3 separate regions of the Homo sapiens genome follow, and regions 1 and 3 are each linked to region 2. A link is a loop called in an ENCODE intact Hi-C map of the cell type or tissue named here. Cell type or tissue: CD4-positive, alpha-beta T cell. All regions are shown on one strand. Links, peaks and the distances in the headings refer to the core of each region. The heading gives the core; the rest is flanking DNA.

The links. Peaks named below come from ENCODE experiments on the same cell type or tissue, not always from the same donor. Only the 100,000 strongest peaks of a DNase experiment are listed, where the experiment ranks them.
Region 1: a loop joins it to region 2, with 9 times the contacts of the local background. A loop is called at or near these places in 6 of 110 quality-filtered maps.
Region 3: it touches region 2 in a loop (9-fold over the local background); 11 of 110 quality-filtered maps call a loop at or near these places.

What each region holds. Positions count from the first base shown.
Region 1 is chr2:61,788,465-61,798,974 of GRCh38, reverse strand. It overlaps LOC105374760 (a long non-coding RNA gene), which reads right to left and starts at 5,482. Exons shown (of 2, transcript XR_940139.2): 1 at 5,368-5,482; 2 at 261-959. RefSeq lists a silencer at 5,145-5,348 and an enhancer at 5,282-5,381. In CD4-positive, alpha-beta T cell, for the core only: CTCF peaks have their summits at 5,261 and 5,479 (motif pointing right); a DNase peak (open chromatin) is centred at 5,474; H3K4me3 peaks cover 294 bases.
Region 2 is chr2:61,422,675-61,431,923 of GRCh38, reverse strand. All of the region lies in intron 1 of USP34 (ubiquitin specific peptidase 34), which reads left to right. Among named protein-coding and RNA genes, the nearest start is that of SNORA70B, 9.9 kb to the right of the region's middle. RefSeq lists a silencer at 1,690-1,884 and enhancers at 4,719-5,396, 5,397-6,074, 6,075-6,752. In CD4-positive, alpha-beta T cell, for the core only: a CTCF peak has its summit at 5,433 (motif pointing left); DNase peaks (open chromatin) are centred at 5,443 and 6,513; H3K27ac peaks cover 1,974 bases.
Region 3 is chr2:61,653,587-61,664,096 of GRCh38, reverse strand. No RefSeq gene overlaps it. Among named protein-coding and RNA genes, the nearest start is that of XPO1, 120 kb to the right of the region's middle. In CD4-positive, alpha-beta T cell, for the core only: CTCF peaks have their summits at 4,845 and 5,045 (motif pointing right); no DNase peak of the experiment used is centred there.

The DNA of each region.
Region 1 (10,510 bases), core at 3,471-8,470, 370 kb before region 2:
TTTCCAAATAAGGTAACATTTTCAGGTTCCAAAGATATCAGGGATTAGGACCTGCTATCTTAGGGGATCATTGTTCAGCCCACTACACTAATGTTTTTGTAGCTGGAGGAAAATTCCTACCAGGAGAATACCAGGAGGTATCTTTTGCTTTCTTCTTTTGTCCTTTTCTGTCCTTGGAAAACATGTTTATTTCTGGAAAACTAAGAAAGATGATGTCTTAGTTTGTTCAGAATGCTGTAACAAAAATACCATAGACTGAGTGGCTTCAACAACAGATTTATTTCTCATAGTTCTGGAGGATGGGGAGTCTAAGAGCAAGGCTCTAGCAAAGTCGGTGTCTGAGGGTCCACTTCCTGGTTCAGACACAGCCATCTTCTTGCTGTATTCTTGCATAGCAGAAGGAGGGCCAGAGAGCTCTCTGGGGTCCCCTTTTGTAAGGACATTAATCCCATTCATGAAGGCTCCACCCTCATGACCTTAATTCCTTCCAAAGGTCCCATCTCCTGATACACACTAGGGGTTAGAATTTCAACATTTCAACATATAAATTTGGTTGGGGGTGAGGAGAGCACAAACATCAGTCTATTGCAGGTGATGACTGTTTTCTTATAAAACAATAAGAATTATATTTGCCAAAGAATCAGTGTGATAGTATTTGTGACTCATTCATAAAAATGTTTGATTGTCTTCCATCAAGAAACTCCTACCAAGTTAAGTTAATGAGCAGTGGAGGTGGCAAAGCAATACTTGAGAACTTTTATATGCTGTGTCATTAGAACCCATCATGATTTGCAGGCAGAATATAAAATCTTTGGCGTTCACTACTTAGAGTCATTATCACCACATCACAAAACCAGGCTGTGACCTCAGGATCCTTGCCAAATGCCACTGAACACAGGGGTGTCTTGCTTCACAGGGAGAATTGGAGACTTAGCAGGCTTTGATGTGTTTGAGAGCCCCTAGAATGAAGGGACAAACAACCCCTGTTAACAATAAGATCATTTTGGCACAATTAAGTCTTTCTGAAATCTGGTTTGGAGGTCCAGAATTTAAACTTGCCCTGCTTTTAGACTCCTTAAAAAAAAAAAAAAAAAGTGTTCTACAACTTTATTCAAATAAAGTTTTCCTTAATAGGAAAGAATATTGTATTAGTCCATTCTCATGCTGCTATAAGGGACTGCCCAAGACTGGGTAATTACAAAAGGAAAGAAGTTTAATTGACTCACACTTCCGCATGGCTGGGGAGGCCTCAGGAAACTTACCATCATGGTGGAAGGGGAAGCAAATACATCCTTCTTCACATGGCAGCAGGAAAGAGCAGTGCTGAGCAAATTGGGAAAAGCCCCTTATAAAACCATCAGATCTCATGAGAACTCACTCACTATCACAAGAACAGCAGCATGGACTAACCACCCCCGTGATTCAATTATCTCCCACTGGGTCCCTCCCATCACACGTGGGGATTATGGGAACTACAATTCAAGATGAGATTTCGGTGGGGACACAGCCAAACCATATCAAATATTATGGATTAATTAACTATGGCCAAATTTAATCAGTGCAAAGTCACACTTATTTTTCTTTCTTTCTTTCTTTCTTTTTTTTTGAGACGGAGTCTGGCTCTGTCGCCCAGGCTGGAGTGCAGTGGCGCGATCTCGGCTCACTGCAAGCTCCGCCTCCCGGGTTCATGCCATTCTCCTGCCTCAGCCTCCCAAGTAGCTGGGACTGCAGGCGCCCGCCACCATGCCTGGCTAACTTTTTTTGTATTTTTAGTAGAGACGGGGTTTCACCGTGTTAGCCAGGATGGTCTCGATCTCGTGACTTCGTGATCCCCCTGCGTCGGCCTCGCAAAGTGCTGGGATTACAGGCGTGAGCCACCGCGCCCAGCCTATTTTTCAGAATAGTACTTTAGTCTCGTAAAAACTCTCATTGTTAAGTAATATATATTCTATTGAGAAAGTCAGGTCTAAGAAAAGAAAGAGTTGAATGATTCTCATGAGTCTTATCTCATTTATAACAGATTTGGGGGAACATTTTATTTTATTTTTTATTTTTTGTAGAGACAAGATCTCGCTATTTTGCCCTGGCTGGTCTCAAATTCCTGGGCTCAAGTGATCCTCCTGCCTTGCCCTCCTAAAGTGCTGGGATTACAAGCATGAGCCACCACACCTGGCCGAAATTTTAATTTCATTTCTCACATCAGTTTTTTTTTTTTAAATCAAACCATGACAGTAAATTGGGAATTTCTGCTTTATCAGAAAACCTACTTTTAAAGAATTTGATTCTAATTTAGTCCATAAAATTGATAGCACACACATTTTTTCTTGGGAATTAAAAATGTTTCAAATATGCCACTTCACTTATTCATGCAACATGAATGGGTTATATTTTTTTTTAAATTTAATTTTAGGTTCTGGGATACATGTGCAGAACATGCAGGTTTGTTACATAGGTAAATGTGTGCCATGGTGGTTTGCGGCACCCATCAACCCATCGCCTAGGTATTAAGCCCCTCCCTCTCCCAGCGCCCCCCACACGCCCCAGTGTGTGTTGTTCCCCTCCCTGTGTCCATGTGTTCTCACTGATGAACAGGTTCCTAGTTTCTTTTTCTTTTTTTTCTTTTTTTTTTTTTTTTTTGAGACGGAGTTTTTTGCTCTTGTTGCCCAGGCTGGAATGCAATGGCGCAATCTTGGCTCACCGCAACCTCCACCTCCCAGGTTCAAGCAATTCTCCTGCCTCAGCCTCCCGAGTAGCTGGGATTACAGGCATGCACCACCACACCTGGCTAATTTTGTATTTTTTTTTTTAGTAGAGATGGGGTTTCTCCATGTTGAGGCTGGTCTCGAACTCCTGACCTCAGGTGATCCACCCGCCTCGGCCTCCCAAAGTACTGGGATTACAGGCGTGAGCTACCGCGCCCGGCCACAGGTTCCTAGTTTCTAAACACCTATTATGGACCAGGCCCACTAGACACTGGGATACAAAAGTCAACAAGACCCGGTCCTGCCCTCAGGGAGCCTGAAGTGTAAGGGGATGGAGAGAGGACCCAACTTCTCATGGGCTGTGAATGGTCCGTGGGACTGGGCTACGCTGGGCTGGGCTGTGAGAGTGAAGCAGAACCCAGCCAGTCTCAGGGAGACTAGGGGCCTCTTCCAAAAGGAAGCTGAGGCCTGAAAAAGGAAAAAAAAACCTTTTCCTCCAAAAGTGACTGCATGAGGGAAGGGGGTGTGTATGAAGGCCCAGAAGTGATAGTGCTTGAGAAAGGGAGGCCGCATGGCACAAGCACCAGGTTAAAAGAAGAGGCTGGGCCAGCCCCAGAGTGACCCCATAAACTTATTAGAGGGTTTGGACTCCATAACAATGACAGGATCCCTTCCTTCTATTCCTTTTCTTTCCCTTCCTCTTTCTTCCTTCCTTCCCTCTTTCCTCCCTTCCTCCCTCCCTCCCTCCCTCTCTCCCTCTCTCCCTCCCTCCCTCTCTTTGTTTCTTTCTCTCATCTTTCTGTCTCTCTCTCCCCCTTTCTTTCTTCTCCCTGCCCTTCCCACCTCTCTTTCACGCTCTCTGTCTCTTTCTTTCTCTTTTAGACAGGTCCTCACTCTGTCACCCAGGCTGGAGTGCAGTGGCAATCATAGCTCACTGCAGCCTCCAACTCCTGGGCTCAAGCCATCCTCCCACCTCATCCTCCCAAATAGTAGGGATTACAGGTGTGCACTACCACACCAAGCCATTGAAGGATTTTCAAGCAGGGCAAAGACATACTCAGATCTGCATTTTATAATGATCATTCTAGTTGCTGTCAAATGGCTCAGATGCTGGCAAGCCTGGAAGCAGAGACCCCTCAGGGTAGGGAGAGGCAGATCCATGGGAGAGAGTGTGGTTCCCTGAACTAGGACTCAGTTGGGAAGAAAAGAAGTGGATGGATTTGAAAAACAATTTCCCTGAGCAGGTTCCCCTACTGCAACCTCCAACTCCAGGTTCAAGTGATTCTCCTGCTTCAGCCTCCCGAGTAGCTGGGATTACAGATGCGCAGCCACCACGTAATTTTTGTGTTTTTAGTAGAGACAGGGTTTTGCCATATTGGCCAGGCTGGCCTCTTAACTCCTGACCTCGAGTGAACCACCCACTTTAGCCTCCCAAAGTGCTGGGATTACAGGCGTGAGCCACCACGGCCAGCAGCCCTAGTGATATTCTTGAAACAAACAACTTAGGTATTTAATACATCTAAATACTTTCTTGGAGCCATGAAAAATGTCAGTGGTCTGTGGTGAACGAGTTTTCAAATCTCTTGCTTATAGGCCTAATTTTATACCTATAAGAGCAGGCTTGCAAATTGCTTTCTCTAATTTTTATTCCTAGGGTCATATGACATTAGTCTAAATAAGTAAACTTCACCTGTTCACACGCTATAGAAACACAGCAAAGCTGCTCCAGGCTGGGCACCGTGGCTCACGCCTGTAATCCCAGCACTTTGGGAGGCTGAGGCAGGCGGAGTACCCCCGCCAGGAGTTCAAGACCAGCCTCGGCAACAAAGTAAGACCCTGCTTCTACAAAAAAAAAAAAAAAAATTAGCTGGGCGTGGTGGCGGGAGCCTGTAATCCCAGCTTCTTGGGAGGCTGAGGTAGGAGAATCGCTTGCACCCTGAAGGCGGAGGTTGCAGTGAGCTGAGATCGCATCACTGTACTCCAGCCTGGGCGACAGAGCGAGACTCCATCTCAAAAAACAAAACAGAACAAAACGAAACAAAAAAACAGCAGCTGTAAAAAAGGATGAATTCATGTCCTTTGCAGGGACATGGATGAAGCTGGAAACAATCATTCTCAGCAAACTAACACAAGAACAGAAAACCAAACACCACAGGTTCTCACTCATATGCAGGAGTTGAACAATAAGAACACATGGACACAGGGAGGGGAACATCACACACCGGGGCCTGTCCGGGGGTGGGGTCTAGGGGAGGGATAGCATCAGGACAAATACCTAATGTAGATGACTGGTTGATGGGTGCAGCAAACCACCATGGGACATGTATACCTATGTAACAAACCTGCAGGTTCCGCACATGTATCCCAGAACTTAAAGTATAATTAAAACACACACACACACACACACACACACACACACGCGCGCGCGCGCGCACAAACAGAAAACCAACCCTGCTCAGATCCTCACAGCAGCAGGTGTGGCCGCCGCTTCTCTTACCATTGCACTTCCCCGGCTTCTCTCCAGTAGGGGAGTCCGCCTGCTGTTTTGCGGCTCGCCGGGGTGCCCACCCCCAACAGTAAAGGGATGGGTGCAGGTCACACACACCACACTTCACACGAATGGAAAGGGCGAGGACCCGCCTCTGCCCGAGCCCACCGCACATACCATTCTTCAGCCTTCACCTGGAGCATCAGGGCGGTGCCTTGGAGGGCAGGATGATTTCGGGCTGCGGAGGCGGCGACACAGGCCTGACAAGGCGGCAGGTGTCTGGCTGCACGTCTTCTCTTCTCCAGCAGGTGGCAATGAGTTAGTGTCAGCCTCCAAAGAGGACAGAAGGCACAAATATTTACATTTTTTTTTTTTTCCTTAGACGAAGTCTCTCTCTGTCGCCCAGGCTGGAGTGCAGTGGCATGATCTCGGCTCACTGCAACCTCTGCCTCCCGGGTTCAAGCGATTCTTCTGCCTCAGCCTCCCGAGTAGCTGGGATTACAGGCACCCGCCACCACTCCCAGCTAATTTTTGTATTTTTAGTAGAGACGGGGTTTCACCATATTGGCCAGGCTGGTCTGGAACTCCTGACCTCGTTATTTTAACCGCCAACCTTAAAAATATTTAAATTTTGCTTAAACTAGAATAAAATAAAAGGTGCTAGGAGCTGCGAACAAGAAGAAGGCATCTTAAAATGCTCATAGAAATAGAATCCTAAATTTTATGACTTTTTTTTTTTTTTGAGATAGGGTCTCACTCTGTTGCCTAGGCTGGGGTGCAGTGGTAAGATAATCTCCGAGTAGCTGGGATTACAGGCGCCCTCCAGCACCCCAGCTAACTTTTTATTTATTTTTTTTTTATAGAGATGGAGGTCTCGCCATGGTGCCCAGGCTGGTCTCCGGCTCCTGAGCTCCAGTGATTCTCTCCTGCTTCGCTCTCCCAAAGTGCTGGGATTACAGGCATCAGCCATCACACTGGGACCCTTTATGGCTTTTTATATTAAAGATGATGCCACTGACCAGTGCCAGTGGTGAAACAGTAGAGTCTGAAGATGACTCTGGGCTTCCAGGATGAGGAAAGAGCTGTAACCCAGTGCCTTCCTGTTTCTTTCAAACTCAGCTTCCCATGACTTTCTCCCTCCCCGCTGGAAGGGCTGCAACTTCCAGTGGGCACCCAAGACTTCCAGATAAGAGGCAACTGGCCTTCTCAGATAACTCCTGACTCTTGGCATCTACATCCAGACAGCCTGATGCCACATTGTCTATGTGGACCCCACGGATAAGAATGTTCAAGTTTTGGTCTTGAAAAAGAGAGAACAAAAAGGGAGGAATGTGCCTTCATTGGAATGCTCACTATGACCTGTCCAACAGAACACTCTGTTAGTGGTGGTAGTTCCCTGCAGGTCTGCATCTACAGTGCTGTGACTTTGCCTGAGCTCCGTTGTACAACATCTGCTTGTCTTTGCAGAAGAAATTCTTGCCTTCTCAGGTGAAAAGAATTCTAATGAGGGTCATAAGGCCGAAGGAGAGATTGTTGTAAGTTTTAGAGCAGGAGTGAAAGTTTATTAAGCTTTAGAGCAGGAACTAAAGGAAGGAAAGTACACTTGGAAGAGGGCCAAGCAGGCGACTTGAGAGACCAAGTGCACTGTTTAAACTCTTTTCTTTTTGAGACGGAGTCTCCCTCTGTCACCCAGGCTGGAGTACAGTGGCGTGATCTCCGCTCACTGCAAGCTCTGCCTCCGTGGTTCATGCTATTCTCCTGCCTCAGCCTCCTGAGTAGCTGGGACTACAGGTGCCTGCCACCACGCCTGGCTAATTTTTTTTTTTTTTGTATTTTTTTAGTAGAGATGGGGTTTCACTGTGTTAGCCAGGGTGGTCTCGATCTCCTGACCTCGTGATCCGCCCGCCTCGGCCTCCCAAAGTGCTCGGATTACAGGCGTGAGCCACTGTGCCCGGCCTGTTTAAACTCTTGACTTGGGGTTTTATGTGTTGGCATGCTTCCAGGGTCTTATGTTATTTCTTCCCACTCCTGAGATCTTAGCGAGAAGCTGCTGATCACCAGTTTCTTTCTTTTCCTTTCCTTTCCTTTTCCTTATCTTTCTTTTTTTTTTTTTTTTGGCAGGGTCTCACTCTGTCACCCAGCCTGGAGTGCAGTGGTGCCATCTCGGCTCACTGTAACCTTGGCCTCCCAGGCTCAAGCAATCCTCCCACCTCAGCCTCCCAAGTAGCTGGGATTATAGGTGTGTATCACCATTTCCGGCTAATTTTTGTATTTTTTGTAGAGACGGGATTTCGGCATGTTGCCCAGGCTGGTCTTGAACTCGTGGGCTCAAGTGATCCATCCACCTCAGCCTCCCAAAGTGCTGGGATTATAGGCGTGAGCCACCAGGCCCAGCCTTCAGGCATTTTCTTTTCTTTTCTTTCTTTCTTTCTTTCTTTTTTTTTTTTTTTTTTTTTGAGACGGAATCTCGCTCTGCTGCCCAGGCTGGAGTGTAGTGGCACCATCTCAACTCACTGCAACCTCCACCTCCTGGGTTCAAGTGATTCTTCTGCCTCAACCTCCCAAGTAACTGGGATTATAGTCATCAGGCCCGGCCAAGCATTTTCTAGTTATTAGGAGACTGCCTTTCCCTGGCGGGGGCTGTGACCAATTATTACTTTAGAAAGACAGTTAACAATTGCCTGACCATCACCTGATGGTCCGTGGACACTCCTGGTGTGTGTGTGAGGGCAGCCCTTTCCTGCCCTGCCCATACCTCACTAGCTACCTACTGTAACAGCCCTGGTACCAGCATATCACCCATGCCTTCTCTTGCAGACCCCCAGCTTATAAGTTTCCCAGTAAAGCCTGTTCCTTTACCTACGATGCTGTGAACTTGCCTGAGCTCCATTGTACAACATCTACTTTGAGCTGCTTTCCAGATGATGACTATTCTTTTGCCTTCCATGCTCTCACCATTGTAAGCTCTCTGGGGACCAACATACAGAATGAAGCAGCAATCTTTCTAATTGGAAGAAGGCAAATAAAACCATGATCTATTTTCCAGTGGGATGTCTTTAAAGCACTTAAAAAGCATCATTTGCATTTGGTATGAGACTTGAGAAATATGTAATTTTCATTTCTCCGTTCTTATTTATGGCACTATCAGTTTAGTTGATTTGTAAAATTTATCCTGGCATTTTCTGCCCTACATCTCTATGGAAATATCCAGGTTTGCTGAACATGCCTCTTTTCTATGCATTTGATGGAGGCACTGAAGAAAAGAAGTTGCCCATTGTGACATCCACTTATGTAGTCTTTTGTGCTTCAAAATAAATGCATAAAGACCTTATCAATCACACAACAACACAGTGTCATGATTTCACAACTTCTTGTAAAATGTTTGCATAAACAAACTCTTTTATATTTGGCCTACTAAACTAATTAAGAGAAAACAGCTGTCTAAAGTTACATTATGGAAATCTCTGTTGTGCCAACATGCAAAAATCGTTATTCTCTTGAATATGATTAAGGCATTGTGTTTGGAAGTAGCCTTGAGGGTTCAATTTCTTTTTTTTTAAGATGGGTTTTTGAGACTCTGTCGCCCAGGCTGGAGTGCAGTGACGTGATCTTGGCTCACTGCAACCTCCGAAAGGGCTCAAGCCATCCTCCCACTCAGTCTCTCAAGCAGCTGGGAATACAGGCTCACGCCACCATGCTCAGCTAGTTTTTGTATTTTTTTTGTAGAGACAGGTTTTCACCATGTCGCCCAGGCTGCTCTCCAACTCCTGAGCTCACACGGTCTTCCTGACTCAGCCTACCGAAGTGCTGGGATTACAGGTGTGAGTCACTGTGCCCAGCATAAAATTTCTCATTACACCTCAGTTTCAGGTACAGGTTTTGGTAATTTAATCCCAGCACTTTGTATGTGTTCTTCTAATGATTTTTTTTTTTCCTTTTCAATGAGGAAAATCAGCATCTGATTGTAGCTGAATTCTGTTTCTTTTTAATAGTAAAATGATTTCTATCTCAATCATACTAAGTGTATGAAAACTAAACTTGCCATCATTGGTATCAGCCCTTCGGTTTTTCGTTTTTACTTTCTTTCTTTTCTTTTTCTTTTTTTTTTTTTTTAGACAGAGTCTCCCTCTGTCACCCAGGCTGGAGTATGCAGTGGTGTGACCTCAGCTCACTGCAACCTCCGCCTCTCAGGTTCAAGCGATTTTCCTGTCTCAGCCTGCTGAGTAGCTGGGATTACAGGTGCCCGCCACCACACCTGGCTAATTTTTGCATTTTTAGTAGAGATAGGTTTTCACCATGTTGGCCAGTCTTGTCTAGAACTCCTGATCTCTGGTGATCCACCTGCCTTGGCCTACCAAAGTGCTGGGATTACAGGCATGAGCCATTGTGCCTGCTGACTTCCCTTCATTTTATGAATAAAATAGGAGCAAAATGCAATCGAACATTCAAATAACTGCATAAACAAACTGATCACCAAAGCTAGTGACTGCCAAAATTGAACTGAAACTTTTGGCTGTATCACCATACTGTAGTTCAAAATATCAATTCATCAGCTGATATAGAAAAACCTGAACTGAGTGAAAAGTGGCTTGGGGTGTGAATGTGTAATACATAGAAGAGCAGGTGGTAAAATTGGAAGGACTACCTATATATCATTACAGTCAATGACTCTATCTAGTAGTTTAAAAACTTATTTTCAATTTTTTCTTAATAGACTTTAACAGGTCTACTTTTTACAGAATGACAGAAAATGTGTGCCAGGTAAAGGATACATCGATGCCCACTCAGGCTAAGGAGCCATTTGTACTAGTAATCTTCAAAAACCAGACACTCCTCTCAGAGCCCCCACTGTGGATCTAAGCTTCTGCAAGATTCCTCTAAATAGAGGCCTCCACTTCCCCTGATTTTCCAGGAGAATGCTGGTCTCCTATTTCCCTCTAAACCTTTTCACTTTTATTCTGGTTTTTGTCAGATTGAAAAGAAATCACCAAAGGTTTATTTCAAGGTCGCTTCACATAGGCATAATTAGGCTTATTGTCTTTAGCCAATCGGGTATTTTTCCTTTTTAAATAATTATATAATACTTCTTAAAAACATCCAGAAACCCTGGCTCTTAGAGGCAGGGATGGAATACTTTGACTATCTATCTAACAGGAGCAGATCTTTATCTTCAATCAGATGCTTATTGTGAAGGAAGAAAAAAACAGTAGAACATACACACACAATGCTAGAATGATTTTATTCATTGATTCAACAAATAAATGAATCCTTATGAAGCAAACTGCTAGCTTCTGAGAGGGTACAAAATGTATGAACTCAG
Region 2 (9,249 bases), core at 2,799-7,798:
CATTCTTTGTGTTGGGAACATTCAAAATCCTCTCTGCTATTTATTTATCTTTTATTTATTTATTTTTTTGAGATGGAGTCTTGCTCTTGTTGCCCAGGCTGGAATGCAGTGGTGCGATTTCAGCTCACTGCAACCTCCGCCTCCCGGGTTCAAGTGATTCTCCTGCCGCGGGTCTCAAGTAGCTGGGATTACAGGCGCCTAACACCATGCCCGGCTAAGTTTTTGAATTTTAGTAGAGATGGGGTTTCACCAGATTGGCCAGGCTGGTCTCGAACTCCTAACCTCAGGTATTCCACCCACTTGGCCTCCCAGAGTGCTGGGATTACAGGTGTGAGCCACCACGCCCGGCCAGCCTCTGCTAGCTAAAATGTCAGATTATTAACTATAGTAATCCTAAAGCCAGGATCAGTGACTCATGTCTGTAATCCCAGTGCTTTGGGTGGCTGAGGCAGAAGGATCACTTGAGGCCAGGAGTTAGTGACCAGTGTGGGCAACACAGCAAGACTCCATCTCTACAAAAAGTTTAATTAATAATTAGTTGAGTGTGGTGAAATGCACCTGTAGTCTCAGCTACTTGGGAGGCTGAGGCAAGTGGATTGTTTGAGCCCAGGAGGTCCAGGCTGCAGTAAGCTGTGATTGTGCCACTGCATTCCAGCCTGAGTGACAGAGCTAAATCTCTTCTCTAAACAAACAAAAACCTGATAAAGCTCCAAAGAACAACAAAAACAAAAAAATAGTCATCCTGCAGTACTATAAAACACTAGAATGTATTCCTCCTGGCTAGGTATAATTCTCTGTTCATTAACCAATCTCTCCCTACATTCCTCTTCTCTAACCTTTCCAGTGTCTAGTTGTGTAAATTTCTTTAGTTTTCGTTTCATTTCATTTCGTTTCATTTCTTTTCTATTTTTCTTTTTTTAAAGAATAGGGGTCTTGTTGCCCAGGCTTCAGTGCAGGGGCGCACGATCATAGCTCACTATGAGCCTCAAACTCCCAGGCTCAAGTGATCCTCTCTTCTCAGCCTCCCAAGTAGCTGAGATTACAGGCTTGCACTACCATGCCCAGTTAATTATTTTATTTTTTGTAGCGAAGGGGTTGCCCAGGGTGGTCTTGAACTCCTGGCCTCAAGGGATCTCTTGCCTCGGTCTCCCAAGAGTAATTTCTTAATACGAAATAGCATTCAATTTCCCTTATATTCTCAGTTTTAAAAAATTCTACCTTTTCCTTCACAATTTGAATCAAGATTCACATGAGACCTATTAGAATTGCTGATTTTAAAAATTAACTAAATTGTTATATAATTTACATACAATAAGGTTAGTCTATTGTAAGGGTATGTGTTTATTCATTTTGACAAATGTATACACTCATATAAGAACCACAATTGAACATTTCCATCACCCAGTTATTCCTCATTCCTGTTTGTAATCAGCCCCACCACCAACTCTGCATTGTCGTAACTGCTGATGTGCTTTGTCACCTAAGCTTTATTTTTAAATGTATTTTATTATTATTATTTTTTGAGACAGTCTTGCTCTGCCACCCAGGCCGGAGTGCAATGGCACGATCCTGGCTCATTGCAACCTCTGCCTCCTGGGTTCAAGTGATTCTCCTGCCTCAGCCTACTGAGTAGCTGGGATTATGGGCATGTGCCAGCACGCCTGGCTAATTTTTGTATTTTTTTTTTCTTTTCTTTTTTTTTTTTTTTTGTGACGAAGACTCGCTCTGTCGCCCAGGCGGGAGTGCAGTGGCACGATCTTGGCTCACTGAAAGTTCCGCCTCTCGGGTCCACGCCATTCTCCTGCCTCAGCCTCTCGAGTAGCTGGGACTACAGGTGCCCACCACCACGCGCGGCTAATTTTTTGTATTTTTAGTAGAGACGGGGGGTTTCACCGTGTTAGCCAGGATGGTCTCGATCTCCTGACCTCGTGATCCACCCGCCTCGGCCTCCCAAAGTGCTGGGATTACAGGCGTGAGCCACCGCGCCCAGCCTAATTTTTGTACTTTTACAAATACAAAATTTTAGTGGAGACAGGGTGTCACCATGTTGGCCAGACTGGTCTCGAACTCCTGACCTCAGGTGATCTGCCCGCCTCGGCCTCCCAAAGTGCTGGGATTATAGGCAGGAGCCACTGTGTCCAGCTAGAAATAAACTTTATGTACTACTTACATCTGGTTGGTATTCTTTTTACTTAGCATACGGTTAGAAGTCATCCATGTTGCTTGTTGGTGCATCAGTAGTCGGTTTCTTTTTATTGCTGAATAGAATTCCGTATGTTGGCATATATATGATAACTTTTTTTTTTTGAGGTAGTCTTGCCCTGTTACCTGTCATGTGGTGCCATTATAGCTCACTGCAACCTCGACTGCCTGTGCTTAAGCAACTCATTCACCTCAGCCTCCTGGGTAGCTAGGACTACAGGTGCATGCTACCACACCCAGCTAATTTTATTTTATTTTATCTTATTTTATTTTTTGAGACGGAGTCTCGCTCTGTTGCCCAGGCTGGAGTGCAGTGGTGCAATCTTGGCTCACTGCAAGGTCTGCCTCCTGGGTTCATGCCATTCTCCTGCCTCAGCCTCCCAAGTAGCTGGGACTACAGGTGCCCACCACCATGCCTGGCTTAATTTTTGTATTTTTAGTAGAGACGGGGTTTCACCTTGTTAGCCAGGATGGTCTCGATCTCCTGACCTCGTGATCCGCCTGCCTCGGCCTCCCAAAGTGCTGGGATTACAGGCGTGAGCCACTGTGCCTGGCCAAACCTAGCTAATTTTAAAATTTGTTTAGTAGAGATAGTGTCTTGTACTGTTGCCCAGGCTGGTCTAGAACTCCTAGCCTTAAGCAATCCTCCCTCCTTTTCTTCCCAAAGCGCATCCTTTTTATTTATTTTATTTTTTTTATTTTTAAACTCAATCCACTCTAATGGAAATTTGGTTTGTTTCTAGTGTGAGTAAAGTTATTATTTTGTTTTGCTCTTTGTGTTTTGTTTGTTGGCTACCTGTGTGGACTAATTCTGTGAATTCTGGCTGCCCTGTAGTTTGTAGCCATTGATATCTCTGTTGGTTATTGTTACTGTTTCAATACATAATTCTTTTCTCTCTTTATTTTCAAACCTCACTTCCTAGGAGTTACCTCTGAATCGGCATAGCTAATTTTTTTCCTAAGTCTGTTGTAATTTCTAGGTTCCCCTCTTTCTTTTTATTTGTTGCAGAAACTGCTCGTTCCGTGGCTTGCTTAGTGCATACGATTTCCCATCTGGATTTTGCAGATTTTATCCTTGTGTAATTATTATGCTTTGTCTTTTGTATTTCCATACTTTTATTGCTAGATCTAGAGGCTTGATCAGATTCAGGTTAAATTTCTTGGCAAGACTGTTTTATAGGTTGTGTTGTGTTCTTCCATGGGGTTGGTTGGAGTGCCACTTAATGTCATAGTTAGCAAGCAGCCATTGCCTAAGGCTTTTATTACATTAACAGCTACAAAACTAATCCTGTCACTTTTTTCTTTGATTAGGTGGACTATCTGTATCAGGAGAAACTTGCTTTTATTACCTGTTTCATTACTTTTATTTGCTATTTCTACGTGAAAGTCAGGATGAATGGCTGATTTCTCCCTTTGTTAACCAGTTTTCAATGACTGATTTAACATTTGCAAAGGTGATCACTTTTTTTTTTTTTTTTTGAGAATCATTAGAAACTCATACTCAGAAATAACATTTTTGCCTTTGTTTAAGATTTGGAAGTTTTTTTTTTTTTTTTGTGACGGAGTTTTGCTCTTGTTGCTCAGGCTGGAGGGCAGTGGCGCAATCTTGGTTCACTGCAACCCCTGCCTCCCGGGTTCAAGCGATTCTTCTGCCTCAGCCTCCCAAGTAGCTGGGACTACAGGCACACGCCACCATGCCCGGCTAGTTTTTTTGTGTTTTTAGTAGAGACGGGGTTTCACCATGTTGGCCAGGCTGGTCTCAAACTCCTGACTTCAGGTGATCTGCCTCCCTCAGCCATCCAAAGTGCTGGGATTACAGGTGTGAGCCACTGTGCCTGGCCACCAAAAACTCTTTAGATTTGCCCTTTTGAGGCTATTTTCTAGATCCCGTAGGCATGCTTCATTTTTAGAAATTCCGTTTTCTTTTTTCTCCTGACTTGGGTGTTTTCAAATAGTCTGTGTTTGAACTCACTAATTCTTACTTCTCTGCCATCAATTCTGCTGCAAAAGACTAATACATTCTTTAGTATGCCAATTGCGTTTTTCAGCTCCAGAATTTCTGCTGGAGTCTTCTTACATGTTTTAATCTTTGTTAAAGTTATCTGATAGAATTCTGTATTCCTTCTGTGTTATCTTGAATTTCTTTGAGTTTCCTCAACACGGCTATTTTGAATTCCTTATCTGAAAGGTCACATATCTCTGTTTCTCCAGGATTGGTCCCTGATGCCTTATTTAGTTCATTTGGTGAGGTCATGTTTTCCTGGATGGCGTTGATGCTAGTAGATGTTCTTGAGTGGCATTGAAGAGTTAGGTATTTATTGTAGTCTTCACTGTCTGGCCTTATTTGAAGCTGTCCTTCTTGGGAAGGCTTTCTAGATATTTGAAAGAACTTGGGGCCGGGCACGGTGGCTCATGCCTGTAATCCCAGCACTTTGGGAGGCCAAGGCGGGTGGATCACGAGGTCAGGAGATCGAGACTATCCTGGCTAACATGGTGAAACCCTGTCTCTACTAAAAATACAAAAAAATTAGCCGGGCGTGGTGGCGGGCACCTGTAGTCCCAGCTACTCGGGAGGCTGAGGCAGGAGAATGGTGTGAACCTGGGAGGCAGAGCTTGCAGTAAGCCGAGATCGTGCCACTGCACTCCAGCCTGGGCAACTCCATGTCAAAAAGAAAAAAACTTGGGTATTGTGATCTAAGCTGTATCTGCTTTAGGGGTACCCCAAGCCCAGTAATTCTGTGGTTCTTGCAGACTCATACAGGTACCACCTTGATGGATTTGGACAAGATCTGGATAATTTGTGGATTACCAGGTGGAGACTCTTGTTCTCTTTCCTTACTTTCTCCCAAACACACGGTCTCGCTGTCCTGAGCCACCTAAAGCTGGGGTTGGAGTGAGTGACACAAGCACCCCTGTGGCCACCATGACTGTGCTGGGTCAGTCTTGAAATTAGGACTATGCTGGGTCTCACCCAAGGCCTGCTGTAACTGCACTCTGGCTACCTCCCATGTTTGCTGAAGGCCCTGGTGCTGTGCAATCAGCAGTTGGCAAAGCCAGCCAGACCTGCATCCTTCCTTCAGGGCAGCAAGATCTCTAGACCCCAGGTGGGTCCAGAAGTGTTGTCTGGGAGTTAAGATACTAGAGCAATACTTTTTGTATTGTGGCTGAGCTGGCATTCAAACCACAGGACTGGTACTTCTCACTCTTTTTCCCATTTCCACCTCACCTCGTAGCCACCGCCACCCCCAGGCCACAAGGGGTACTGCCAGACTCACCGATGTTTCTCTAAGGCCCAGTGTCTCTGAAGTCAGCTTGTCATGAACGCTCTGTTACCTGGGACTCACCCTTCAGGGCAGTGGGCTCCCCTGTGGCCCAGGGCAGGTCCAGAAATGCCATTTAAGAGTCAGGTCTTAGAATTAGGGACACCCAAGAATCAACTGGTGCTCTACCCTGCTGTGTTTGTGCTGGTACCTAAGCTGTAAGACAAAGTTCTCTTTACTCTTTCCCTCAGCTTTTCTCAAGTAGGAGTTTTGCCCCATAGCCACCACAGCTGGTAATGTGCTGAATCTCACTGAAGCCAGCAAGTCTCAGAGGCTCAACTGAGGCCCTCAATGTAGTACTTGGATATCGCTACTGGTTATTCAGGGCCCAAGGGCTCCTCAGTTAGGTGATGAATGCTGTCAGCTCCTGTCTTCTGGCCCAGGGTGTGTGTAGAAATGTCTGGGAGTTAGGGCCCTGAACAGGGGACCTCATGACTCTGAGCGGTGCCCTGTCTTGCTGTGGCTGAGCTGGTATCCAAGATGCAAGAGAGTCCCCCCCACTCTTCCTTCTCTCCTCAAACAGAAGGAAGGCATCTTTCTTGGAGCCCTGAGCTGTGCAGCCTGTCGAGGGGAAGGGGTGATGCCAGCACTCCATTGGCTGCCCCGCCTGGTGTCTCAGTATGTCTCATTCCCTGCTTCCTGTCCCCCTTCCCACCACCTCTACTGTCTTGGTGCCCAGTTCATTCATTACTAAGAATCGGTTAAGAGTTGTAGTCCTTACGGCTCAGACTGCCAAAAAGTTTACTTGGAAACATGGAGTGCTGTAGCCCTCCATGGTGAGGCTGGTGGGAACTCAAGTTGGGACTCCTGGGATCGGCAGTTGCCCTCCGCTTTAGGGCTGGTTTAAATGCTCCCTCCCTGGGTGGGAGTCACCTGGGTTTGATCTGGTTTTCTTTTCTGCTCTCACAGGACAGCACTGAGTTCAGTGGCTTGCAGTTGCTGTGTTGTCCCTCCCTCAGCACCGAGAGGCTCTAGGCACCAGGCCTTTTGCTGCTGGCTGGGGGAACAGGAAGTGTGCGTAGTTGCTAATTGAGGACTGTTGTTTCTCCCTTCAGTGATACGCAGTTAAAACCAGGTACTATGAGTACTCACCTGATTTTTGTTTTTTATGAAGGTGTTTCAGTTAAAACCAGGTACTATGAGTACTCACCTGATTTTTGTTTTTTATGAAGGTGTTTTTTCTATGTAGATCTTAATTTGGTATCCTTGTTGGCGGGGGCATGGGCATGATCAGTGGAGCCTTCTATGCTTGCTCTGCCTCCCACCTGTTTTCAGTCTAAAAAATCAGTGGCAGCTGGGCGCAGTGGGCCACACCTGTAATCCCAGGAGGCCAAGGCAGGTGGATCATGAGGTCAGGAGTTTGAGACCAGCCTGGCCAACGTGGTGAAACCCTGTCTCTACTAAAAATACAAAAATTAGCCGGGCGTGGTGGTACATGCCTGTAATTCCAGCTACTCAGCAGGAGAATCACTTGAACCTGGGAGGCGGAGGTTGCAGTGAGCCGATATTGCACCATTGCACTCTACCCTGGCGGACAGAGTGAGACTCCCTCTCAAAAAAAATTCAGTGGCTTCCATTAAACTACAGTTTGGATTTCCTGAACTCCTTTAAAAAATAATTGCAAAAATTTTTAATTGTGGTAAAAAAAAATATAGAACATAAAATTTACTGTTGGTCTTTTTTTCTTAAATAGAGAGGGGGTCTCGCCATGTTGCCTGGGCTGGTGTTGAACTCTTGGGCTCAAGTGATCCTCTTGCCTTGGCCTCGCAAAGTGTTGGGATTACAGACATGAGCGAAACATTTCTTTTCTTGATCATTTTTTATGTATATAGTTGAGTAGTGTTAGAAATGTTAACATTCTCGTGCAACAAATCTCTACAACTTTTTCATGTGACAAAACTGAAACGCATTTCTGGGCAACCACCCTTCTCCTTTGTTTCTGTGAATTTGGCTACTTTAAATACCTCATACCAGTTGAATTGTACAAGTACAGTCATGCACCGAGTAACGATGTTTTGGTCAATGATGGACCTAGTGTAGGACAGTGGTCGTAAGGTTATAATTTTTACTGTACCTTTTCTATACTTAAATATGTTTAGATATGCAAATACTTACATTGTATTATGGTTGCCTAGAGTATTCAGTACAGTTACATGCCATACAGGTTTGTAGCCTAGGAGCAATGGGATATTTATACACCGTATAGTAGAGGTCCAAGAGAGCAAAGATCTCTTGGAGATGGTGCTTTCAATTCATTTCAGTATATATGCTCACGAGTGGGATTGCTGGATCATATGGTAATTGTGTTTCTGATTTTTCAAGGAACTGTCATACTGTTTTCCACAGCAGCTGTAACATTTTATATTCCCAGCAAGAGTACACAATGGTTCCAGTTCCACATAACTTGTGAACATTTATTTTATTTATTTTGTTGTTTGTTTTTTAAGAGACAGGATCTTGCCCTGTTACTCATGCTGGAGTCAGTGGCATGATCATATCTCACTATAGCGTTGAACTTCTGGACTCAAGCCATTCTCCCACGTTATCCTTAGTGTCCTGAGTAGCTAGAACTATAGGCATGTGCCACCGTGCCTGGCTAATTTTTAAAAATATACATATTTTTAGAGATGGTACCTTGCTGTGTTGCCCAGGCTGGTCTTGAATTCCTGGCCTCAAGCAGTCTTCCTGCCTCAACCTACCAAAGCACTAGGATCGGAGGTGTGAGCTGTTGGGCCTCACTGGGGATTTTGATAGTGATTGCTTTTAATTCATAAATCAATTTGGGTGGTGTCGATATTTAACAATATAATGTCTTCCAACCAGTGAATGTGGGATTTCTTCCCATTTATTTACATCTTCTTTAATTCCTTTTAGCAACATTTTGTAGTTTTCATTGTTAACAAGTCTTTTCCTCCTTGTTTCATTTTTCTTTTTGATGCTGATGCAAATGGATTTTTTTTAATATTTCCTTTTTAAATTGTTCATTGTTAGTGTATTAGAAATGCATCTGACCTGTAATCCCAGCACTTTGGGAGGCTGAGGCGGGCATATCACTTATGATCAGGAGTTCGAGAGCAGCCTGGCCATCATGGTGAAACTCCCTCTCTACAAAATACAAAAACTAGCCAGGCGTGATGGTGGGCACCTGTAATCCCAGCTACTCAGGAGGCTGAGGCAGGAGAATCGCTTGAACCTGGGAGGCAGAGGTTGCAGTGAGCCAAGATTGTGCCACTGCACTCCAGCCTGGGCAAAAGAGTGAGACTGTCTCAAAAAACCAAAAATTTAAAAAGACAAAAGTATATCTGATTTTTGTGTTTTGAATTTGTATCCTGTAACTTTGTTGAATTCACTTATTTTTTGTTTGTTTGTTTTTGAGAGGGGGTCTCACTCTGTTACCCAGGTTGGAATGCTGAAATGCAAACTGCAGTTTAATGGAAGCCACTGATTTTTTTCGGCTCACTTCAGCCTTAACCTTCCAGGTTCGAGTGATCCTTCCACCTCAGCCTCCTCAGTAGCTGGGACCAGAGGTGTGCACCACCATGCCTGGCTAATTGTTTATATTTTTCGTAGAGATGGGGTTTCACTATGCTGCTCAGGCTGGTCTTGACCTCCTAAGCTCAAGTGATCTGCCCGCCTTGGCCTTCCAAAGTGCTGGGATTACCGGCTGTTAGTTCTAACAGTTCTTCTTGTGTAATCCTTAGGGTTTTCTGTTGGTTCATGTTATCTG
Region 3 (10,510 bases), core at 2,728-7,727, 230 kb before region 2:
ACATACTTGATATGTCTCTATCTATTGCACTTATTATACAGCTTGTTCCATCTTTGGCCAATGGGAGCATCTTCAGGTTAGCTCTGGAGTCCTTTTGACATGACCTCAGTAGATAATGTCAAATACTTTATTATCTGATGTAATAATATGTGCCCATTTTCTAATCTGTTTGCTTTGGTATCATTTCATATTTCCCCTGCAAAGACACCACTCACTCATGATTGTGCAGTCACAGAACTTGAGATTTTTTATATAAAAACTCAAGAATGTGGCTGGGTGCAGTGGCTCATGCCTGTAATCCCAGCACTTTGGGAGGCCAAGGTAGGTGGATCACTTAAGGTAAGGAGTTCAAGACCAGCCTGGCCAACATGGAGAAACCCCATCTCTAATAAAAATTCAAAAATTAGCCGGGCATGGTGGCACGTGCCCGTAATCCCAGCTACTCAGGAGGCTGAAGCAAGAGAATCGCTTGAACCCAGAAGGCGGAGCTTGCAGTAAGCCAAGCTCACGCCACTGCACTCCAGCCTGGGCCACAGAGCAAGACTCCTTTTAAAAAAAATAAATAAATAAAACAAACAAAAAACACCCCAGGAATGCAGTTCTTCTGTCCTCAATATATTATAATACTTTATATTAATGTATTTAATGAATAGTTCTTGAGAATTGACTATGTACCAGGTACTAGACCAATTCACAATCCAGCAGGACAGGCAATTTTAAAAAATGGTATAAATGGTTATATTTAAGCATGCCGTGGTGAAAAGGACTATAAAAGAAAAGAAGAAGGTGCAATGAGAATATATAACACCTTGTCTGAGGTGTTAGGGAAGGTCTTCCTGAGGAAGTGAGTAAGAAGCTGAAATGCAAAGGTTAAGTAGGATGAGGTTAGCTAAGCAGAGAGATAGAGAAAGAACTTTTGCGCGTGCCAAGTCTGGAGGTGGGAGAAACTTATCACGCTCAAGGAACTGAAAGGCCTTTGTGAGCTGGACTGTGGGAAGTGAGCAAGAGAGGGTACACAATGAAGCTGGAAATGCACGTGGAGGTCAAATCATGCAGGGCCTGTGGATCGCATTAAGGATTTTAGACTTTCTCCGACAAGAAATGAGAAGCCACTGGAAAGTTGTAAGAGAGAAACAACATGATCACATTTTCATTTTTATGAAAACTCCAGCTGTTATGTGGAGAATAAACTGGAAAGAACAAGAATGAAAATGAGGCCAGGCACAGTGGCAAACGCCTGTAATCCCAGATGTTTGGGAGGCCAAGGTGGGCGGATCATGAAGTCAAGAGATCGAGCCCATCCTGGCCAACATGGTGAAACCCCATCTCTACTAAAACTACAAAAATTAGCTGGGTGTGGTGGCACTTGCCTGTAATCCCAGCCACTCGGGAGGCTGAAGCAGGAGAACTGCTTGAACCCGGGAGGCGGAGGTTGCAGTGAGCTGAGATCACACCACTGCCCTGCAGCCTGGGCAACAGAGCGAGACTCCGTCTCAAAAAAAAAAAAAAAGAAAAGAAAAGAAAAGAAAATGAAAACTAGGGAGCTATTACAGTAGTCCAGGTGAAAGATCATGGTGTCTTGAACTAAGATGACAGCAGTGAAGATAGATATGGACAGACTCAACATATTAATGCACAACCAAAAACTCAGCTTTATGCCTAAGGGGGAAGCAAGGGAAGCATTCTCACTAAACTTAGGAACAAGACAGGATGCCCACTATCACCATGTTATTTAACATCTTTCTAGATGTGTTAGTCAATGCAGTTAGACAAGAGAAGAGAACTCATGGTATCAAAACTGGAAAAAAGTTATAAAGTATCGCTATTTACATAGATTCTATTATTATATATCTAGAAAACCCAACAGAATCAAATATAAAATCCACTATAAACAAAACAAATATTCTATTAATGTCTATAAACCAATTATCTTTTATGTATGCAAATAGCAATCAATTAGATATAGTGGGGGAAAGACACTATTTTTAATAGCAACAAAAAACGTAAATTCCCAGACCAGGCATGGTGGCTCATGACTATAATCCCAGCATTTTGTAAGGTTGAGGTGGGCAGATCACTTGAGCCCAGAGTTCAAGACCAGCCTGGGCAACATAGTGAAACCCCGTCTCTACAAAAAAAAATACAAAAATTAGCGGGTCGTGGTGGTGCATCCCTATAGTCCCAGCTACTCAGGAGGCTGAGGTGGGAGGATCGCTTGAGTCCAGGAGGTTGAGGCTGCAGTGAGCCATGATCATGCCACTGCTCCAGCTTGGGCAACACAGTGAGACCCTGTCTCAAAAATAAAAATTTAAAAATTCCTAGGAATAGACTTGCCAAGAATTGTACAAGGTCTATATGATGAAAACTTTAAAATTTTCCTCAGGAACACAGCAAAAACTTGGAACAAATGGGAAGGTCTCCCATGCTCTTGGATAGGATAACATTCACAAAACATCAGTTCTCCCTACACGCATCCACACATTTAGAAACAGATACACCTTTGATTCATTGGCAAATGCAGTTTGGGTTGCTTAACAGGTGAAAACAGAAGCCACAAGGTGGTAGAACAATGTTAATTGAGGAGAAGTGCCTTTTTATGGAGGTAGAGGCAGAACAGTGTGTGCAAAAACACGGGAAATATTTATTCCATCCAAAGTGTGCAAAGACCTGGGGTGGGAAGTACTTACCCCATCCAACGAACTCAAAAGTGGATTGCAGTAAGTGAGGAAGAGAGAGTATGCATTGAATTTGGAAAGGTAGTGAGTTTAGAAGAAGTGAACAGAAAGTGAAGCAGTGGAGACTGGAGGCTGCAGGCCATAATCCCAGCAAGACTGGCTGCTCTGGAGGCAGGGATAGGATGCTGACTGATAGCTCCTTAGCAAGGGAAGTATTCAGCCCCACCCCTCCCTCTAAGAGGGCAGGGATTCTTCATTGCTATGTTTAGAGTAGTACTGCATATGAACTGGACCTTCATGGATGTCTCCCAAAGTCCCTGAGCTCAGTGACCTTGGTTCTTCCTAGGTCCCATGGCTCTCACTGGAAATTGGTTCTCAACAGTCCATTTTCAGCCCTTCACAGGAGACATATGGTTCTTTTCACAAGACATCCACTCTTGACTTAATACCAGCAGGGCATGATGAACTTGGCATTGTTTATCCAGAAGCAGGGAAGGATGAGTGAGGGAAGCTCCACTCGCCCCAGGGCCACCCTGCTGCAGTGATCTGTGGCACAAAGGCCAGAGAACCGGCTCCTTACAGAGGTGCAGTTGTGGTTAGGAATGGAGGAGAGCTAACAGAACTATGACCTCTTACCCAGAGTTAACCAAAGATATGGCGGTGTAGACTTAGGAAGCCCCAACTTTATGTACCTAATCAATGCCTGATTTCCTGTCCCAAAGAAGCTTGGGCCCTGGGAAGGTGACTTGAAGTCCATTTCCTGGAACAAAGGCACACAGCAGTCCTGCTTCATGAGCTGCCAAGTAAAACTGTCAGAATCTATTTAAGAAAACCAGGCCAGTCTGGCCGTCTGGCTGCATTTACTGAGAATGGCCACTGAGACAAAGAGGGAAAGAGTGTTCATTCAATTCATTCACTGATATTTACTGAGGGCCTACCACATGCCAAGTCTCTTCTAGGTGGTAGGGATACAGAAATGAGCCAAATAGACACAACCCCTGTCCTCACAAGGCTTACTTTCTGGTGGAGGGAGATAGACCAATAAAGATGTAGACAAAATAGTATTAGTTAGAAGGGGTTAAGTGCTTCAGTTTCAGTTAGCATAGAAAAATGTCAATAGGACATTTTTAGGATACAACAAGGTATTGGCAGAGCATATAGATTAGGTGCAGGACCCTGTATTAATGTGGTAGAGCAGTCGATGAGGGGCTTTCTAAAAAGGTGACATTTAAGCTGAATCCTGAAAGATAAAGAGCCAGGCATGTGAAGAGTAAAGGAGAAGGAGAAATATTACAAAGGCCTGAGTTAGGCAAGAACTTGGAATGTTCAAAAAACAGAAAGAACATCAATTTCTGCAGTGCACAGAGTTGGGAAAGATCCTGAAGGTGAGGCTGGGGAGGCCAACATGTCTTGAGAATGTGGGTCTTTCCTAACATGTTGTGCCCGTTACAGCACGATTATCGATTCGAACATAACACTGCCCACTCACAGCTCACTGCCTAACTCAGCTACCTGGCCTCAGCTCAGAGACAGGCCATCTTAAGAAAGTCCCAAGAATGGCCAAAGCAGAAGTCAAGTTTATGCTCCAAAGCTCATATACAACACTCATCGGGGAGCTTCTGGGATTTTCATTCAGATAATTTTCTTTCATCTTAAATACTCTTTTAATAAATTTCCTTATTGGGTTTCCAAGCCAACAGCAAATTACAAGCAACAGATTAGAAGGGGAGGGAAGGGCAGGCACTCTGTTCAAATGACATTTTAATTCAGTGACTCATTTTGCTTGGACACCACACTCCTCTGATACTGGCTTCATGTGACTGCAAGGACTCCCAGGATCACTCGAGCACCAGTCTGACATTTATGTTTACTGTACCATGGTACAGTGAGGACACTGATACACATTAGCAGTCCAAGATACAAGTCCTGATTGCCCCATTCATAGTTTTGTGTCCCCATTAGATTGTGAATGACATAAGGACATGTGTCTTAGTCATCTTTCAGTTCACCCATAACCCATGCCCCTTCTTCAAGCCTAGAATAATGCCAGTCATGTAATAGTGCCTGATAAATGGATCTGGAATAAATAAATGGAAATATGATCTTGGATAAATTACTCTCTGTGTTCCTCAAATGCCTCATCTATAACAGGAAAGAGCATGTGCATCTTAAGGGCTTGCTTGGAATATTAGATAACACAATATATATAGAAAGAGTAATGTTAAGTAAACGTACAATATAAATATGAGATATTTTGCTCCTTGTGGCTGAATCACACAGAGGTGTCCTTCAAAGGGTCAAGGGACCATTTAGGTCTTTATGCCTATGTCTTGAGTAGTTGCCACTAGATGGCAATATTTTCTTAAGGCATGGTTAGCCATTTTTGAGTCTACCCCAGTGGTCTTCAAACTGGGGATTCCCATGCTGTTGGGAGTACAAAATGCTTTCCAAGAGGTGCTCAATTATAGATAGCTTTGTGGAAATCTGATCCTCAACTTCAATGTATTCTCTTTCCTAAAATCAGCCTGCTTGGGAAAGCACCCATGTTCACAATAGCTCTTCTCCAACTTTTCAAAAACGAAAGCATACCCGTTCTTCACCTGAAATCTTATTTTATGGCACCATCAGATAAATACCCACCAAGACATCAGACGAAGGTGAAATCTTCAACAATCAAAAAGGAACCAGTCTTTTTCTATCTTTCACATACTTCTGTTAAGAGTGAAGGCCGGGCGCGGTGGCTCACGCCTCTAATCCCAGCACTGTGGGAGGCCGAGGTGGGCGGATCACGAGGTCAGGAGATCGAGACCATCCTGGCTAACACGGTGAAACCCCGTCTCTACTAAAAATATAAAAAATTAGCCGGGCGTGGTGGCGGGCGCCTGTAGTCCCAGCTACTCGGGAGGCTGAGGCAGGAGAATGGCGTGAACCCGGGAGGCGGAGCTTGCAGTGAGCTGAGATAGCGCCACTGCACTCCAGCCTGGGCTACACAACGAGACTCCATCTAAAAAAAAAAAAAAAAAAAAAAAAAGAGTGAAACTTGGCTTTAGGAATGGGGTATTTTGGCTCTTGTTGTTATGGTCTTCATGAATAAAATATATGGTAAGTGGGGTGGTGGGAGTAAGACCTTTTCCATCCTCTAAGAATTATTGGCAAATGCCTTGATCTTAAGAAAGCAAAGCAAAGAGAGCATCTGTTTAAAAAATGCTAAAAAATAGCTCTTTTACATATATAAATATAGTAAATTTTCAGCCAGGTGCAGTGGCTCACACCTGTAATCCCAGCATTTTGGGAGAGCAAGGCAGGCAGATCATGACGTCAAGAGATTGAGACCATCCTGGCCAACATAGTGAAACCCTGCCTCTACTAAAAATACAAAAATTAGCTGGGCGTGGTGGCGGGCACTTGTAATCCCAGCTACTCGGGAGGCTGAGGCAGGAGAATCGCTTGAATCCGGGAGGCGGAGGTTGCAGTGAGCTGAGATTGTGCCACTGCACTCCAGCCTGGCAACAGAGCAAGACTCTGTTTCAAAAAAAAAAAAAAAACACAAAAACACTGTATATACATAGTAATTTTCAGCTATTCTCAATACTCATCTCAAACTCACATCATTAGCAGGAATGAAATATGTTGGAATGGCCAAAGCAGTTAATTATTTTAATTTATTTATTTACTTTTATTTATTTATTTTTAAAGATGAGGTTTCACCATGTTGGCCAGGCTGGTCTGGAACTCCTGGCCTCAGGTGATCTACACACCTTGGCCTCCCAAAGTGCCGGGATTACTGGTGTGAGCCACCACACCTGGCCTACTTACTTATTTTTGAAACAGGATCTCACTGTGACCCAGGCTGGAGTGGAGTGGCATGATCAAAGCTCACTGCAGCATTGACCTCCCAGCTCAAGCAATTCTCCCACTTCAGCCTCCCTAGTTGGTGAGACTACAGGCACGCCCCACCATGCCAGGCTAATTTTTCTATTTTTTGTAGAGATGAGGTTTCACCAGTTGTCCAAGCTGATCTCGAACTTCTGGGGTCAAGCCATCCTCCCACCTTGGTCTCCCAAAGTGCTGTGATTACAGGCGTGAGCCACCACAACCAGCTGATTATCTTAAATGTAACTAAAATATGTTTTTAGGATCACCAAACTTTTCATGACACACTAGCTAAAAGAAACCAATAAAACTTTTACATGATTTCTTTCAAATGTGGTGTGTGTTTTTCAACAAGGTAGTTATAAAATATTTGTATCAAATCATATGATAAACTATTCATACTCCATTTGCAGAACAAAATAAAATTTTAAAACATTCCAATATTTGTCAATTCTTATCTTTATTATCTCATTTTATTTAATATTGTCTATTTCCCACTAACGAAAACACAATTCTATGTTACTTGCCAGATCAATTCATTTTTGCAGCTTATTTATATGTTTTCATTAAATCCGTAAGAAAAGTTTTCTCATGATATCTAATGAAACTGGCTGGGCGAGGTGGCTCATGCCTATAATCCTACCACTTTGGGGAGACAAGGCAGGAGGATTGTTTGAGCTGAGGACAACATAGTGATATCATGCATGTCTCTACAAAAAACATTTAGAAATTAGTTGAGCATGGTGGCACTCACCTGTAGACCCAGCTACTTGGGAAGCTGAGGCAGGAGGATCACTGGAGGCCAGGAAATTGAGGCTGCAGTGAGCTATGATCACACCACTGCACTCCAACCTGGGTGACAGAGCAAGGTCTTATCTCAAGATAAAATTAAATTAAATTAAAGTAATGGTTCTATGTCTGATTTCCTCAGAGTTTGATACTTGCATATAGATACATTTTACCAAAGGAATGTCATTATTTGTACTATATTCCTTGCTCTATAAATAGTTTATAATTTGGCTACTCATGACATTGCATTACTGTAAATTAGATAATAAAGAACAGTATATTGATTTGTTAACTTGTTTTTATAACTTTAAAAACTAATAAATGGAAAAAATACATAACTGAATTATACTAAATCTACCTCAACTTAATCTTTCCCACTTTTAATCCTTACAACAACCCTTAATATAGGTACTATTATTTCCCACACAGAGTTAGGTAATTTATCCATAGTTACAAAAGAAAAAAAAAGCCCTTTGCACAGGCCAATAATAGATGTCACAAGAACCACGACATATATAAAGTGTATAAGCAAGTCTTAAGTTACACTTTATATATTCCAACTGAAGTGGTTAAAATACGCTATTCAGTGCGGTGCTGCACGCTAGTAATCCCAGCACTTTGGGAGGCCGAGGTGGGTGGATCACTTGAGGTCAGGAGTTCGAGACCAGACTGACCAACATGGTGAAACCTTGTCTCTACTAAACACAAAAAATTAGCCAGGTGTGGTGGTGCATGCCTGTAATCTCAGCTACTTGGGAGGCTGAGGCAGGAGAATTGCTTGAACCTGGGAGGCAGAGGTTGCAGTGAGCCGAGACTGCACCATTGCACTCCAGCCTGGGCAACAAGAGCAAAACTCCATCTCAAAAAAAAAGAAAACAAAAAAAAACCACGCTATTCTAGGCCTGGCACAATGGCTCAGGCCTGTAATTCCAGCACTTTGGGAGGCTAAGGCAGGTGAATCACTTGAGGTCAGGAGTTTGAGGCCAGCCTGGCCAACATGGTGAAACCCCATCTCTACTAAAAATACAAAAATTAGCCAGGCGTGGTGGCGGGCGCCCATAATCCCAGCTACTCAGGAGGCTGAGGCAGGAGAATCTCTTGAACCCAGGAGGTAGAAGTTGCAGTGAGCCAAGATTGCACCACTGCACTCCAGCCTGGGTGACAGAGCGAGACTCCATCTCAAAACAAACAAACAAAAACCACGCTATTCTGGCATATTGATTATATAAGTTAAAGACACTTAAAAAACAACAGGTGTAAGAAGGTCATCTTGACCTTTGTGATCTTAAAAGCAGAAAATGAAATTCCGTGTGGAAGACATCCTCTCTATTCTAGAAAGATACAACAGCCTCATCATCAATGACAACAAAGTTGAGGCTGAAGGAATTCCACACAAACAAAACTTGTTAAGCTAACTCTTAACTTCCTAACTCCTTCTCTACCCAATTAACTACCCTAGCTGAAACCCCTGTGTCTTATGACATTTTCACAGTTTATTACTCTTTGTTGAATTCAGTATGTAAGTAACTGGCTGTTTCTTTTTCTTTTTTATTATTTATTTTTGTGACAGGCTCTCACTCTGTCACCCAGGCTGGAGTGCAGTGGCACAAATACAGCTCACTGCAGCCTTGACCTCCTGGGCACAAGCAATCCTTCCACCTCAGCCTCTCTAGTAGCTGGGACTACAGGCATGCACCACCACACCTGGCTAATTTTTGCTTTTTTTTTTTTTTTTTTTTTTGTAGAGACGGGGGTTTCAGCATGTTGCCCAGGATGGTCTCAAACTCCTGGGCTCAAGTGATCCACCTGACTTGGCCTCCCAAAGTGCTGGGATTACAGGTGTGAGCCACCACGCCTGGCCTGTAACTGACTGTTTCTTTAGGTCTTTATTTCTTTATGAGGGCTCCCATGCCATGTAAGAGTACAATATTATGTTTTTCTTCTGTTAATCTATGTTACGTCAATTTAATTCTTGGACCCAGCTGGAACCCTAAGAAGATGGAGGTGGAATTTTTCCACTCCTATACTTTCAGGCAATGAGGATGTAATCCTCAAATGTTGGGGGCCACCCTACTCACTCTGGAGCCTGCAGATGAGATCCCAAGACACCTGACAAAAGCTGAAAGAGGTAGGAATTCTTATCAAAGTCAGCTCTCCTGGATCTCTGTAGTGCGCAGTTGAGAGAGAAAGGTAAAAGTTTTCCTTGTCCCTTCTTTTCTAAATCTGGATTGGCAGGAGAAAACCGTTTGTAAGAATTGGCTCTTTGAAGTGTGACTCTTGTGAATTTAGTTCTGGCTACCCATTGGTTATTGATCCACAGCCTCCCTGGAATAGTCCTTGTTTTCCTTGTCTGTATCTTTTGTGTGTTTCTTTTGAATTGTTTTATGCCTTGAGAGCTTGGCTTTGTGACCAGTGAGGATATTCTCTCTAATCTCTGCCAGCCAGGAGACACAAATTGTTAGGCTTGCACCTGGCGGCTAGCAAGCTGGCCAGGAGCACGTAACACGAAGTGTCTCTTTGTCCCATCATGCGGTCTCTCAGGGAAGTTTGTATTAATTGTCTCAACTTTCATCACCTTGTTAACAGCGAGGGTCTGGCCAGTCACAGTGGCTCATGTCTGTAATTCCAGCACTTTGGGAGGCCAGGGCAGGAGAATCCCTAGAGGTCAGGAGTTTGAGATCAGCCTGGGCCACATAGCAAGACCCAATCTCCATAAAAAAATTTAAAAATTAGCCAGGGTGATGGTGCACACCTGTGATCCCAGCTAATCAGGAGGCTGAAGTGGGAGGATCACTTGAGCCCAGGAGATTGAGGCTGTAGTGAGCTGTACTTGTACTGCTGCACTCCAGCCTGGGTGACAGAATGAGACTGTCTCAAAAGAAAAAATTATAAAGAAAATAAACAATGAAGGTCTTTGCTTTCTTTGGGAGGCTGAGGCAAGTGGATCACCTGAGGTCAGGAGTTCAAGACCAGCCTGGCCAACATGGTGAAACCCTATCTCTACTGAAAATACAAAAATTAGCAGGGCATTATGGCAGCCTCCTGTAATCCCAGCTAGTCAGGAGGCCGAGGCAGGAGAATCACTTGAACCCAGGAGGCGGAAGTTGCAGTGAGCTGAGATCATGCCACTGCACTCCAGCCCGGATGACAAGAGCAAGACTCTGTCTCAAAAT